2 separate regions of the Mus musculus genome follow, and region 2 is linked to region 1. Evidence: chromatin loops called from intact Hi-C (ENCODE). Cell type or tissue: left cerebral cortex. All regions are shown on one strand.

What was found. Peaks named below come from ENCODE experiments on the same cell type or tissue, not always from the same donor. Only the 100,000 strongest peaks of a DNase experiment are listed, where the experiment ranks them.
Region 2: it touches region 1 in a loop (4-fold over the local background); 2 of 42 quality-filtered maps call a loop at or near these places.

Annotation. Positions count from the first base shown.
Region 1 is chr3:157,943,186-157,951,185 of GRCm38, forward strand. It overlaps Ankrd13c (ankyrin repeat domain 13c), which reads left to right and starts at 3,815. Exons shown (of 13, transcript NM_001013806.2): 1 at 3,815-4,771. The coding sequence starts at 4,342. In left cerebral cortex, no CTCF peak of the experiment used is centred here; DNase peaks (open chromatin) are centred at 3,797, 3,999, 4,549 and 5,002; H3K4me3 peaks cover 3,615 bases; H3K27ac peaks cover 1,679 bases.
Region 2 is chr3:157,561,138-157,569,137 of GRCm38, forward strand. It overlaps Ptger3 (prostaglandin E receptor 3 (subtype EP3)), which reads left to right and starts at 5,739. Exons shown (of 4, transcript NM_001359745.2): 1 at 5,739-6,708. The coding sequence starts at 5,881. In left cerebral cortex, a CTCF peak has its summit at 4,231 (motif pointing right); DNase peaks (open chromatin) are centred at 4,241, 5,693, 6,357, 6,837 and 1 more place; H3K4me3 peaks cover 1,615 bases.

The DNA.
Region 1 (8,000 bases):
TGGAAGCCCTTTGAATGGTGTAAATTTAGGAATGACCACAACTAGCTGACTGTTAAGACACTTGACATTCTTTTTTTTTTTTTAAAGATTTATTTATTCATTATATGTAAGTACACTGTCGTCAGACACTTGAGAAGAGAGAGTCAGATTTCGTTATGGATGATTGTGAGCCATCATGTGGTTGCTGGGATTTGAACTCAGTACCTTTGGAAGAACAGTCAGTGCTCTTAACCGCTAAGCCATCTCTCCAGCCCCCGAATGTGACACTCTTGAGAAGGCCATTTGGGCACTTTTCCTAAGTGCATCTCTTTTTGTTTTAAACATGTTTGCCTCCTCTTAGTAAATCCAAATTCTGCTTTAACTGGCTTGTCCAGTTTTAGGAGAGCAGAGGTCTTTTTGAAGCACACCTGTGGGTGCTGCAGGTACCAGCATGGGAGCAATGCATCTCATCCCTGACACTGCAACGCTAAGTATGGCTCCCTCCTCACAGAACTCAAAGGCCAAGAAGATGAAGGAGGCATATGGAAATTGTAATGGAGAATGAGGAAGAAGGAAAGACAGGAAACATAATTCAGGAGGCTGTGTTGCTGCTAGGAGAGGTGATTTCCAACATGGATCCTAAAGTCTTTTCCTGCCATAGACTTCTTCTTCAATACCACAGAAAACTCTTTTTTTTTTTCCCCGAGACAGGGTTTTCCTGTGTAGCCTTGGCTGTCCTGGATTCAGAAATCTGCCTGCTTCTGCCTCCCAAGTGCTGGTATTAAAGGCGTGTACCACCATGCCCAATTCCACAGAAAACTCTTGTCACTAATATTTGGAATAGATTTTCTGGGAGCATAATATGAATTATAAAGTGCCACACGCTCTGGTTGAGTCAGCTTGACAAGCTGAGAGGCTTGGATGCTACACACGAGGCAGAAGGGTTTCACGGAAACTCACTCCTGGAGTCTGGCGTTCTCTCTAACCCATACATTAATTTTCCATTCCCGAGTTAGTCTAGTGTATGGATCCACGTGCTCTCTTTTAGTATTATCCTATTATAAGTGCCTTTTAAGATTGAATTCTGACATAGCTAAAGCCTTCACCAGTGTTCCAACAGTCCTAGAAAGTCCTTGAGCAAGACCATGGGCTTGGAAATTCAGTAAAAATGTTGCTATTCAGTGACATTCAGAATTGCCTCTGGTACTACACTATCACTTTGAATAAAAACTAAGTCACTGCCCTACACATGAATTTACCATCACCTAGGAAGAAGGGAGTTTCAGACCTAAGGAGAAACCAGAGTAGATACTTAGAACTATAGATAGCTGAGTTATACCCAGACGCACGTATTTACAATGGCCTAGGGGGAAGGTGGACTATACAATAGACTAAAATAGGAACTTTGGCAAGGGCACGAAGCCCTTGACCCTGGCTTCTAAAATTAAGTGAATCTTAGGTGGAGCCCTTGTTTTTTATTTTTTTTTATTACGTATTTTCCTCAATTACATTTCCAATGCTATCCCAAAAGTCCTCCACATCCACCCCCCCCCCCACTCCCCTACCCACCCATTCCCATTTTTTGGCCCTGGCGTTCCCCTGTACTGGGGCGTATAAAGTTTGCCTGACCTATGGGCCTCTCTTTCCATTGATGGCCGACTAGGCCATCTTTTGATACATATGCAGCTAGAGTCAAGAGCTCTGGGGTACTGGTTAGTTCATAATGTTGTTGGTGGAGCCCTTGTTGATCCCAGTTGTTAACAATGAATTCTATCCCAGGTGGTTCCTGTTAGACCTGTGTTTGCATTCCTCTGATTTATGTAAGAATCCAGTAACCTCTTTGTACCTTGTGAGTGTGTCACCCAACTTCCTTATTGTCTTCTGTATAAAAAGTTCGATTTGACAAATTACATTCAGATTCTACACAACCTCTCCTGTGTGCATCTATCTGTCATCCCATCAGACACTTTCCCCACCTGCGACTAGAGACCCATTCCACACAGACAAAGGGATCCAGAGGGTCTGTGGCAATAAAATGTATCAAAATTGCTTCAGAATTTTATAAAAACCAAACTTGTGTATATACTCATCTTTATTAGGTGTAATGCAGATATAGCACTATCATGAAGTTAAAAAACAAAACGAAACAAAAACCAATAAAACAACACAAGGGACTGGGGAGACTGGGCTTTCATAAGTTCTTTAAAACCTCTTTCAGATACTACTTCCTCCACAAAGACTTTTAAAAATGATTTTGTTTATTTTTATTTTATATGTTTTTTTTTTTTTTGCCCGAATGTATATCTGTGTGAGGGTGTTAGGTAGTCAGAAACTGCTGGAGTTACATACAGATAGTTGTAAACTGTCATGTGGGTGCCGGAAGCTGAATCCCAGGTCCTCTGAAAAAGCAGCCACTTCTCTCAACTGCCGATCCTCCTCTCCAAGCCCTTCACAAAGACTTTCTGAAATTTGATTTCTGTGTCAATTTAAACTAATAATTTCCCCTTATGTTATATTGGGATGTTACAGAATCTCAGAATTTACATTTTTCTTGTACTAAATATCTTTAATAGTACTCATATTTTGATGTCCCTACCCATTACATACTATAAGCCTTAAACCTCAAAGTTTAAAGGGATGAGATGTTTGTTTTTTGAGAACAGTCACTTGAGGCAACCTTCCTGTATCTACTTCCCGAGTGCTGGGATTGTAAGCATATACCACCACAATAGGTTGTCTTAAAAAAAAATGTTCATGGTGTTTGATTTCACTGAAAGAACACTTAGGAGTTTTAACATCCATCAAGAGGTAGCAGCCAGTAATTAGGTACATGATTTTGGCTGCCTACCTACTATTTACTGTTTTTTTTTTTTTTTTTTAAGACTAATTTTGTGTGTGTGTGTGGGTATGCACCAGAGGACAATTTGTTGGAATGGGTTCTTTTCTTTTACCATGTGGGTCCCAGGGATTGAATGCTCAGTGGCATGTCATGTCACTGGTCCATCTACTAATTTTGGGACAGCATTCACTCTGTAGCTCAGGCTAGCCTTGAATCCATGTGATCAATCCTTTTGCCCTTCCTCAGTTTCTGGAGTGCTGGAACTTATTGATGTGAGCCACCATGTTCAGTTTAGTTTTCTAAATGTTCACAATTTCATCACACACACACACACACACACACACACACACACACACAGTGCTTTGATTCCCACTCACTACCTCGACTATTCATTCTATACGTCTTATGGCACTTTTGTTCTACACCATTTTATTTCGCTGGGTTACTGTGCAATTCCTGAATCTGATCTAAGATCCGTTTCCTACTTCCAAAGAATTTATGTCCAAAATTCCAAACTGTATAACTAGCACTCTGTGTAAAAACACCAAGGACCTCCAACTTCAATATGCTAAATTTGAACTCATTTTTAAAGGAGTCTTAAGCTTTTTCCGGATTCACTGTATCCCAGAGCATGCTTTCATCATCTCTCACCCGGGTTACTGCCCACTTATTTAAAAACAATTACTCCATTTCCTCAAGTAAGCATCCTCCACATACTTTAACTCTGACGTTTGTCCCAAATACACTCAACTAACAGCTGTTTGAAAAATCCTCCATTCCCGGTGTAATAAACAGCCTTTGAATTCCAAAGTCAGGCCCTAGATTCCTCCAGGATAACTGGCCATCTCTCCTCGCCTACAGCCTTGCCAGCCTGAGCAAGTCCTTGCACAGGTTAGGGAACCCAGCAGAGTCTTAGCGAGTGTTTACTGAAGGTCCAGCGCAGCTGAGTGACGTCACGTCCGATATCCGGTGGTGTCTTCCTACGTCGTTCTGAGGGAGGTTGACAAACAGGGTTTCAGCCTTTAAGCTAGAGTTCGTAACTGCCGTTGACCTCCTCCTTTACGAAGGCCCAGAGCACCAGGTCAGAGCTCTGAGTCTGGGTCTGAATTCAGCCGCAGGGCCCGGCCCAGGGTGGAACCCTGTGCGAGAGGAGCGCGGGCGCTGCCCGGACCCTGACCCAAGCGCAGAAGCGGCCCTCTAACACTCCGCGGCGGCGTTTCCTCCGAAGCTCTCGCGAGAGGAGCCGGGGAAAGATGGCTGCGCCGGGTCTTTCCGAGTGAGGAGGAGGCGGCGGCGGCGGCGCCGGGCGTCGTGCGGTCGTGGTCTCTTGAGCTGCGGCTTTCCTCGTCCGAGACGAGGGCCGCCGCCTCCGGGAGATGCGCGTGTCGCGGACCCGCGGTCGCCCCGGGAGTTCATGCTGCGTGCTAGGCTCGCGGCCGCCGCTCTAATCGCCCGGCGCCGCCGCCGCGCCGGCTCGGCCCGCGGTGAGCCTCCCGGAGCCTGTCCCGCGCGCCGCGGCGGCTATGACCGGGGAGAAGATCCGCTCCCTGCGGAGGGACCACAAGCCCAGCAAAGAGGACGGGGACGTGCTGGAGCCCTGCGAGGAGGAGGCGACAGCCGCGCTCGGCGGCGCCTTCACCGGGGGCAGAAGCGGACCGGGCGGCAGCGGCAAGGGCGGCAAGGCCTGCCATAAGATCTTCAGCCACCACCACCGGCTGCAGCTGAAGGCGCCCGCCGTTCCGGGCCCCGGCGTTCCGGCCCCGCCGCAGCACAACGCAGTGACTGCCACCTGCCCTGCCCCGGCCTGCCTGGGCGGCAGCAACCCCGCTTTAGTCGCTGACGGAGGCGGCTGCCCCTCGCTCTACCCGGTCCACGAGTGCGTCTTTAAGGGGGACGTGAGGAGACTGTCCTCGCTCATCCGCACGCACAATATCGGACAGAAAGATAATCATGGTGAGCTTTGCCTAATTTCCGTCCCCTCGGAGGTGGGGTGGGGGTGACCGTTGGCCTCCGGGTTCCCGGTCCCTTCTCCCGCACCGTGTTTTCCTCTGGCGGAAAACCTCGAGTCTTTTCAGGTGCAGCGAGCGTGCCAGGGGTCAGGGTGCAGCAAGGATGTTTTCTTCTTTTCCACCTGAGCATTTCGGGACAGGTTGCATTTTCTCTGCGGCAGTCTTTGCGAGTGCCAAAAGGTCGGGCTATCTCACATCCAGGCAGGTCTTCTGGGTTTTAGGGAACGTTTCCTTTTTCCCTCCCTCCCTTCTTGCCGGTCTTCACCGCCCAGGTACGCGCAGATAGATGTGAGTTTTTATCCGTCACTGACCTCGTGCTGTAAACACTGGTTTTTGAAAGCCATACTGAAATGTGTCCGCATTTAATTTCCCAAAGCAATTGAAGAGACTTTTGTTTTTGTTGCTCTTTCCACACCAGGACCATTTTTCATCTTGATTGAGACTAAAGACATACTATGGTTTTCATTATAAAGTCTTAGCCACATGTACTGGCTGGTTTTATGTGTCAACTTGACACAGTTGGAGTTATCACAGAGAAAGGAGCTTCAGTTGAGGAAATGCCTCCATGAGATCCAACCTGTAAGGCATTTTCTCAATTAGTGATCAAGGGGGAAAGGCCCCTTGGGTGGGACCATCTCTGGGCTGGTAGTCTTGGGTTCTATAAGAGATCAGGCTGAGCAAGCCAGGGGAAGCAAGCCAGTAAAAAACATCCCTCCATGGCTTCTGCATCAGCTCCTGCTTTCTGACCTGCTTGAGTTCCAGTCCTGACTTCCTTGGTGATGAACAGCAGTATGTAAGTGTAAGCCGAATAAACCCTTTCCTCCCCAACTTGTTTCTTGGTCATCATGTTTGTGCAGGAATAGAAACCCTGACTAAGACAGCACATGTTTGAGAAAGCATGGTATATTTGGTAGTGAACGGTATCAGTATCTACTTTTGGCCGAATCTTGCCTGGTGATTTTTTAACCCCTTTAAAGCAACTTGTTGTTGTTGTTTTTGTAAAGACTTATTTGCATCCTCCCCTGCCTCCCCCCCCCCTACTTCGTGGTGCTGTGGATTGTATCTAACTAAGGTCTTGTGAAATAGTAATTGTTGAAAATATTTTTCAATGTTTTATTAACAGGCAAATATTGTTGGCAGCTGTTTTTAACCTGACCATTCATTCTACATTAATTAATTAGGTAAACTGCTCAAGATGGTATTATACATTTGTGCACAAAATGGTTTTGCACATTAATGCAATACCACCTGTGAAAATAAGCTTCCTGAATTTCATTGGTTTTTAGATTTTTTTTTTTTATCTAAAATTAGAACAAAAGTAGAAAACAAAACAAAAAAAATGAATGATTTTGGTTCAGTTTTCTGTCTTTGTCTTCTGATTTTGTAAGACCAGTCTGGCCTCGAACTCAGAAATCTGCCTGCCTCTACCTCCCAAGTGCTGGGATTAAAGGTGTGCGCCACCACCGCCCGGCCTTTTAGTCTATTTTACTGTGCTGTTCTACCAAGCACATTTGACTGCTACCGAGAACTAGATGCCGACTTAAACAGTTGAATCGTAGCCCTAGTGTATTGGTTAGTAGGATGCTGTTTAGACGTGGTCTAGTAGTAGCTGTGTTTTATCTTTGCCTTTAGAACTTAGTTACATGCCTTAAAGTCTCTTTGAAAATGGTCAAACATCCCCTTTGCAAGTTAATGCTCTTTAAGAGATAAGTGGATGCCATAGGAACTACTGAAATTTTGGAATTACTGATTGTTGAGCTTCTAGTTATGTATTTATCATTTTTAAAAACTAAATACTTTTCAGAATAATTAGAATTCTATATATCCTTAAAGGATACTCCTGACCTTTACCCACCAAAATTCACCTTTTTTTGTATTTCATTTAGCTGCCTTTATATCACTTATGATCAAAGCAGCTATGGGCTCTTGCCTGTAAAAAGTGCAACCATGCCTCTTTTTGGCACACTCAGGGAAGAGGCACTGCTGTGCTCTTCTGTAGTTTCATAGTGTCCCCATTAAACTCTAAGATCAGTATTTTTTTTTTTAACCGAATTTATTTCTGCATGCCTGTTTGTGAAGATCCAAGGACAACTTGTGGAGAATTAAGTCTCTCTTTCATTGTGTGGGTCCCAGGATTGAATTGAACCCAGGTTGTCTGTTGTTCCCATTACTGCAGGTTAACTTAACCCTAGCCGCCTCCGCCTCCAGCCTAGCTATTAAAACTTTTTTTTTTTTAGATTTATTTTTATTTTATGTGCCTTCCTTTGTTTCTACAACTCTGGGATTTCAAGCATGTGCTACCACATCCAACTTCTTTTTGAAAATTATTTTATTTTTTTATGTGCATTGGTGTTCTGCCTTCATGTCTGTGTGAGGATGCCAGATCTTGGAGTTACAAACAATTGTGGGCTGCCATGTGGGTGCTGGGAATTGAACCTGGGTCTTCAGAAGTTTCATCAGTGCTGTTAGTACTCTCAACTGCTGAGAGATCTCTCCAGCCCCCATACCCAACTTTCATATCAAGGATTCAAACTCAGGTCCTCAGGGTTGTTTAGCAGTTATTTTACCAGTTGAATCCAGCCCTGTAGTTTTATTCTTTAAATGGATTTTGTCAAATGATTTTCTTTAAGATTTATTTATTATATGTAAGTACACTGTAGCTTTCTTCAGACACTCCAGAAGAGGCCATCAGATTTCGTTACAGATGGTTGTGAGCCACCATGAGGTTGCTGGGATTTGAACTCTGGACCTTCGGAAGAGCAGTCGGCGCTCTTAACCACTGAGCCATCTCACCAGCCCTCAAATGATTTTCTTAAAAGGCTCTTACTGAGTTTCTATCAAAAAAGTGTCCAGAAGGGCACAGACCTTTGCTAAGGTTGCATATGCAATAGAAACCATGAGGCTAGAATTAGAAATAATGACCAGAAGGTGGTGGCCCATGACTTTGAATTCAGCATTATTGGAGGCAGAGCAGGAGGATCTCTGAGCTGGAGGCCAGTTTGGTCTTCAGATTTTGTTCCACGGTGGACAGGTCTACACAGAGAAACCATGTCTGAAAACCAGCCAAACAGACAGACAAACAAACAAAAAAGGGAAAAAGGAGAAAACAAAAGATACAGAAATAATGCCTAGAATTCCTAAGCTCATATCAACCTCTTACTATCAGCTGGTGG
Region 2 (8,000 bases), 380 kb before region 1:
CTGCCACCTCTAGTATACAGCTTTGGGCCCCATCTTTAGATAATCCAAGTAATGATGGTCCCACTTCTCAGAATCACCTTGCTGTATCAACTACTGTTCATTATTATTACAAAATTCTTGACAAAAGCAATTCAAGTGTTTGGTTTCTCTTACAGTTTGGGGACGGGCTGAGTTCACAGTGCAATGCAGTCATCCTGGCAGAGGTAAAACACAACTAACTGGTCAGTCACATCACACCCAGAGTCAGGGAGCAGAGAGATTGGCTGGGTTCCTTCTTTCCCTTTTCTGAATGGAGCTGCCCACACCCAGGGTGAATGTTCCATCCCTAGTTAATCCTCTCTGGAAACACCTTTACAGACACAGGCAAAGATTTACCTCCTGGATGAATAAATCCAGCCAAATTGACTGTGAAAATAAACTACCAAATAAACAAAACATTTAAAAAAAATAATTGGCTAGATTGTTAGCATTCAAGAAGGATGAAAATTTCCAGGAATATTGACCCAAAGGGGTGATCATATGTTACTAAACAAACAAAATATGCTGCCAGGACACTCCTAGTAATTACTGTCAGAGAAGAGTTAACAAATGTTCTGTTTTAGACTAGATTTATAGTTCAAGCATACATTTAAATCTTGGTTCTTTCTATGTGTGGTCAAGGTCATGTTTATTTTTATTTCTGAACAGATTTGATTTAGGGGTTTGTTTTTCAGACAAGATCTTGCCAGGTGGCCTTCACCAGGGTCTTCAAACTTATGGAAATTCTCCTGCCTTAACAAATCCTGAGATTATAGTTAGGTAGCACCATAATCAGCTTTATAATTGTATTTTTTGAAGACCTATGACAAAAACAATTTAACTTGCAAATATGTACCATGGTGTATATATGTAATAAAGAGTTCATACACATATGTACAATATATTGTATTTATTGTGTGTATATATGTATATATATATATGTATATATATAACATGTATATTTCTAGAATATTCTCTTTCACTGAACTTTGCCTTAGTTTCTTCCATGTGAATGGTATATAAACTCTACTTCAGAAAATATCATAAGTTTTTGGGAGGACTAAGCTCAGAGCCAGGCTGATCCAATGATAGGCTGCACACTGACAGTTTGGGAGACTAGGCCTACAAGCTATTTCCCAGAAATAAGAACCTGGATCTAGGAACTCATGATTAGCCTACCAGAGCCCCGGGCAACCAATCTGAGAACACCTTGTCATCTGGCCTGAAGTTAGAGTAGTAGCTAGAATGAATAAGCAACCCTCCAGGGAGGTTTCTGAGCCTAACCAATTGTAGAATTAGTCAGACCCCAAGAGATAAAGCTAACCAATCACCGTAAAAGGACGCATATCCCTGCCCAGAATTCCTCTAACTAACATTCGAGCCCACTATGCATCTCCATTCCCAAATCGGGAGACCTCTGCATTCGGGAAATTCAGCTGAATAAACACTCTTTGCTTTTGGATACTGTTTGAATCTGGGATATCATTCTTTGGTGATTCTTGAACCCTAACATTTTGGTGCTTAAATTTGGAAAGGACACATTAAAAACAGCAATGGTGGAGCTGGAAAGATGGCTCAGCAGTTAAGATCACTAACTGCTCTTCTTCAAGAGGTCCTGAGTTCAATTCCCAGCAACCACATGGTAGCTCACAACCATCTGTAATGGAATCCAATGCCCTCTTCTGGTATATCTGAAGGGAGCAACAGTGTACTCATATAAGTAAAATAAATATTTTTTAAAAGAGAAACATTACATTAAAAAAAACCAGCAATGTCTTCCTATGCTAGTATCACATTGCCTTGAAAAATTAATAAATGTTAGTTTTAAATAACAAAGACCATATTCTGCTAAAGTATAACTCAGTAGAAAACATTTGAAATGATTTTTAAAATCAGAGAGATTAATTTAAAAAATAAGTGGGAAACATGAAACAGAGGGCTGTTATTGGAATGAAGCTAACTGCTGAACCTTCATGAACATACCCTGGGAATCAGGGGTAGGGAAATCACAGCTGTACACATAAAAGGTGCTAGTGACTGCAATCAGGCTTGGAGAGGAGTCACACAACTGGGCCTACTGTAGAGATGCAAAAGAACCCATTCTGATCCACATCTCACAGCTGAACTCTGCCCAAAGTGAAGAGGCCTCTCAGAAAAGAAACAAGTACTGAGAAGCTAGAAATCATATAATTGTTGAATATGTCTACAGCTTAGATGCTTCTAAAGGAATGCCTACCCACTATGGGCAATTCAGGATGCATCAGGAAATTGAAAGACGCACCATTACCAGAGAGTGTGGTCCCATTACTGATTTACCAGCAAATTACTGAAGCACAGAGAAGGTCCATCTGCAGTGAACACAGAATAAAGCAGGCATGAGAGAGTGAAGACTCAGAAATAGCAACGGGCTTGTAATTCAGGAATTGTCCAGTGGGTCAGTCAAGTGACCACAGGAAAAAAATGCAACCCAGAGTCACTACAATGTATAATTTCCACTAAGTTATAGGATGCCACCTTCAGAGTAAATCAGCCCACAAATACAAGACTCCTGGGATCCCTCTACTTCCCTCGGTGGGGCTTCTGAAAAATCAAGAGATTGATGTTGAAATATAAACCTGATAGGTGTAGAGGCTTCAATGTGTTGGTTGGCATCCCTAAAACTAAGACAGTGTGTAACAGACCAGGTGCCCAGTGAGTACTCACTGAATGACTGAAGACGAAGGATGAGAAAGAACCACTGTTCTTACATGGCAACAGTGGATCTGGTTCTGAGGCCAAGTCCCTAGGGACGTTTAATGTGGTAAGTTCATACACATTAGCTGAATATTAAAATGTGGTTGAATCTAAAAAAAATGATACAAATGAGATGAATCATTTGCATATTGAAATTAAAATATTAATATTTTAATATTAATCTCTAGAGATTAATTTAATCTCTAAAGCAGAATTTAAATGTGACGATAGGTGAATATAAGCTTTAATGTTTTTGAAAAATGAAAATACGCTCCTTTTATTTCAGCCTCCACTGGTTTATTGGTTAATCAGAGATTCAAGTACAGGGCTGAGCTCATTCCCTCAAGCCTGTGGAAATGATCAGTCTAGTGATAAGATTTGTAATCCCAGCAATGGGGGCAAGGGGGACAAGGATCCTTATCCCTGAGGATCACGGACTAGTCATTCTATCCCAATTTGTGAGCTCCAGGAGATGAGAGACCCAGTCTCAAAGTACATGGAGGGAAAGAGGAGAACATGATCAGGTATTGGGGTGGGGTGGGGGTGACACTGGACTGAAGCCCCGAGGGCCAGCAGAAAGAATAGAAACAGTCAACCTATGGCGGTAGTAGGTGGGGGGACCCTCTAGAATGTATTAGAAACCTGGGACATGAGAGACTCTCAGGACTCAAAGGTAGGGGCCTTAGATGAAATGCCCTACAGTGGGGAGAGGGAGCTTATAGAGTCCACCTCCAGCAGAAAGACAGGACATCAAGTGAAGGGATGGGGTTGCCATCCTACAGTCAAAAACTCTGACCCAAAATTGTTCCTGTCTGAAAAAAAAACCTGCAGAGTCAAAAATGGAGGAGAGCCTAAGATAAAGAAGGTCCAGTGACTGGCCCAAATTGGCATCCAGCTCAAGGGGAGGCCTCAAGGCCTGACACTATTACTGATATTATGGAGTGTTTACAAACAGGAACCTATCATGACTGCCCTCCGAAAGGCCCAACAAGCAGCAGCTGAAAGACTCAGATGCAGATATTTACACCTAACCAATGGACAGAGGCTGGTGACCCCTGTGGTTGAATTAGGGAAAAGCTGGGAGAAGCTGAGCAGGAGGGCAACCCAATAGGAAGAGCAGTAGTCTCAACTAACCTGGACTCCGGAGATCGCTCAGACACTGAGCCACCAACCAGGCAGCATACACCAGCTGGTATGAGGCCCCCAACACACATACAGCAGAGGACTGATGGGTCTGGGTTCAGTCAGAGAAGATGCACCTAACCCTCAAGAGACTTCAGGTTTCAAGGAGTGGGGAAGGTCTTGAGGGGTGGGGGGTGGGGAACATCCTCTTGGAGCCGGGGTTTTGGGGGGAGGAGGAGGTATGGGATGTGGAACAGTTAGAAGGCAGACCAGGAGGGGGATTAAAGAATTAAAAAAAAAAATGTTTTAAAGAAATTCTCTTTAATACAAGATAGTGCATGTTAGCAGTTTAGCCACTAGAGGGGAGTGTCGTTTCAAATGAACTAAGTCAACTCTTGGCAGCTAGCAAAAGAACCAACAGGAAAACAACCAGGAGAATCTAAAAGTTACTTATTTGCAGGGTGAACAGCTAAAATGTAGGTAACTCTGGCTGGGAAAAAAAAAATGCTTCAAGAAGAGAAGGGTTTCTGAAACTTTGTTAAGAGCTGTCAACAAAGGAATACACATGGCTCCAGCTGCATATGTAGCAGAGGATGGTCTTGTCATGGTATCAAGTGGAAGGAGAGGTCCTTGGTCCTATGAAGGTTGGATAGATGCCCCAGTGTAGGGGAATCAAAGGTGGGGAGGTGGGAGTGGGTGGGTGGGTGGAGGAACACCCTCTTAGAAGCAGGGGGAGAGATGTGATAGGGTGTTACAGGGAGGGGCGGGAAAGGGGATAACATGAAATGTAAATGAAAATATCCAATAAGAGAGAGAGAGAGGGAGAGAGAGAGAGAGGGAGAGAGAGAGAGAGATTGATTAACTATCTTTGCCAATACATGTTCTTATGGTCGACCTTCTCAGTAAGCATTAGGCAGGGGGAAGTGACCTAATGAATAGAATGCTAACCACTCAAAGGAAGACCTGAATTGGGATTCCCAACACCTGAGTAAAAGTAGCCTGGCTGTTGGGCTTGGGTGTGTGAGGCCATACCAGGCCGGGAGTCACAGTGGAAGACACTCCATGTTGAAGTCTGACCTCAATGTAAATACGAAAGGACTCTCTCTCTCTCTCTCTCTCTCTCTCTCTCTCTCTCTCTCTCTCTCTCTCTCTCTCTCTCTCTCACACACACACACACACACACACAGCGGGGTGGGAAATAGGGGGATGATAATGTAAACAAGTTAGTTATTAATAAATATAAAATTTTTGATCTAACTAAAGGGTGGCATATTTTCTTTGATGTATGAATTCCAGAATACTCTTAAAATTTAAATGTATCATTATACTGAAATGTCACTCAGTGAAAATGTGAATTTGCTATGTACTTTCACCTGTGTGCTTACTTGGTTTTGGATTTTTAAACTGACATTATCCTAGAAAAGTATTTTACCAATATGAGTTTGGAATTAGTCCAAAGTAAAATAAGGCAATAGTTTCAGGAAGACTTAAAACACAAACTCATCCCTATTCTTTCCCAGATGTGAGTATCATATGTATATACATATGATATTGATACATATACATATATATATTTATATATATATATTAAATAAAACAAATTCAATGACAGTCAAACATGAGGAGAAATCAGCATTGCGATTCACGCAGCTACTAACATGTCAGATTTCGTCTTTTCTCCAGTGTCACGTAACCCAAAGGCTGATGAGCACTTTACAGAGTCCCAGAGCTGGAGAGGCAGACCTAGGGGGCGCGGCGCCAGGTGATCCCAGCCCACACCGCCCTTCGCCTGCCTACTCGCAGCACCGCCCCTCGAGCTCCAAGGCGCGGGAGGAGCCTCGCGCGGCGTCGGGCGGCGCCTGTCCAGTCCCCGCAGCCTAGCGCGGGAGGCGGCGGGCGATGGAGAGCAGAGCCTGGGCTCCGGCTGTCCCCCAGTGCACTCTGCTGCTATCCCGCAGCTGAGCCGGGAGGCTCCGGCCCCGTGCGCCCTACCGTGGCCCCGCCACTATGGCTAGCATGTGGGCGCCGGAGCACTCTGCTGAAGCGCACAGCAACCTGTCAAGTACTACCGACGACTGCGGCTCCGTGTCCGTGGCCTTTCCCATCACCATGATGGTCACTGGCTTCGTGGGCAACGCGCTGGCCATGCTGCTCGTGTCGCGCAGCTACCGGCGCCGCGAGAGCAAGCGCAAGAAGTCTTTCCTGCTGTGCATTGGCTGGCTGGCGCTCACCGACTTAGTGGGGCAGCTCCTGACCAGCCCGGTGGTCATCCTCGTGTACCTGTCACAGCGACGCTGGGAGCAGCTCGACCCATCGGGGCGTCTGTGCACCTTCTTCGGGCTAACCATGACAGTGTTCGGGCTATCCTCGCTCCTGGTGGCCAGCGCCATGGCCGTGGAGCGCGCCCTGGCCATCCGTGCGCCGCACTGGTATGCCAGCCACATGAAGACTCGCGCCACGCGCGCGGTACTGCTGGGCGTGTGGCTGTCTGTGCTCGCCTTCGCGCTGCTGCCGGTGCTGGGCGTGGGCCGCTACAGCGTGCAGTGGCCGGGCACGTGGTGCTTCATCAGCACCGGGCCGGCGGGCAACGAGACAGACCCTGCGCGCGAGCCGGGCAGCGTGGCCTTTGCCTCCGCCTTCGCCTGCTTGGGCTTGCTGGCTCTGGTGGTGACCTTTGCCTGCAACCTGGCGACCATCAAAGCCCTGGTGTCCCGCTGTCGGGCCAAAGCCGCCGTCTCGCAGTCCAGCGCCCAGTGGGGCAGAATCACCACGGAGACGGCCATCCAGCTCATGGGGATCATGTGTGTGCTGTCCGTCTGTTGGTCGCCGCTATTGGTAAGTAGTTGGTAGAGTGGGGGCGTTTGTAGGGAGCCGTAAATGTAGGGAAACTTTCTGAAAGTGACTAGCACCCAGAATTCCTGCCGCTCATGCGGCCCCGGGTTGCAGCCTCCAGCCAAGAGCCTAAGCCGCTTGCGGAGCTTACAAGAGCTAGTCAAGTCGGTCCAGACTTGCCAGGCGCTTGTGAAGATGCAAACAGCCTAGGCACAGAGGTGGGTAGACGCTGCTCAAGCCAGTGCAGACTGATGTTTGCCCCTTGCGTTATAAGAGGAGGTATGATGACAACTCTAGCTCAACCTGCTAATCCCGCTGCGATGTTTGGGCACCTGGGAGCCAGGCAGGTCCTATGGCTTCAGCCGCACAGCAACTAACCTTCTTGGCAAACTGTCTTTCTGTTGCCAGCACTAAAGGTTCTCAGGTAGCTACTGTCTGCAGGGAGGGTCAGGAAGGCACAGATGCCGCAGCCCCCTAAGAAGCCGGGTACTGTGTACACCAAAGTGGAGGACTCTCCAGTAGCACACACACACACACACGCACTACCCCCCCCAACACACACACACTTGTGCCCCCCCCCCCCATCCTTATAGAGGAGTGAATCGCAGATCTCCGCAATTCCAGAGACAGGAGGTAAGGGTTTCTCGGTCCTTGGCATCGTATCCATCACAGAACTACCCAGAGGAAGCCATGCTTCCGCATGCTCCCTATCCCCAACTCTCACATGGTGTTTTTGAGGGTTTTTTTTTTTTTCCTGTGGCACTTGTAGCTAGAAACTTCTGTGGATAAGTGTGGTTTGCTAATTGGCAAAGAATGGATGCTTACTTTGGGCTCACACAGCCTGGCTTAATGTGCAGAGGAGCATCCCCATGGTGTGGTACAGTTATTGACCATTACATAGCAGACTCGATTCTCTCTCTCTCTCTCTCTCTCTCTCTCTCTCTCTCTCCCTCTCTCTCTCTCTGTCTGTCTTACATCTCTCTCTCCCATTTACATATACAGTTCAGTGAGGTCAGCGACATGTTGATGTGCCACATAAGGTTAATCTCCTTTCAAATGGTTATATGGTTCTTTTCTTTACCCACCCTCCCTGAGTATGTATGACAAGCCTTAGAGATCCCTGCGGTAACTGGCCTGGAGTTGTACAGACAGGACAGTGCTGCTGGGACCTAACTGCTCACAAGTGACTGAGTAGTCACTGTTCTCCAGGAGCTGGAGCACAGGCTGATGTCATCACCATGTTTATCAGAACCAGCACCAATTTTAGACATTTACTGCTGTGGTTGAGGAATGGG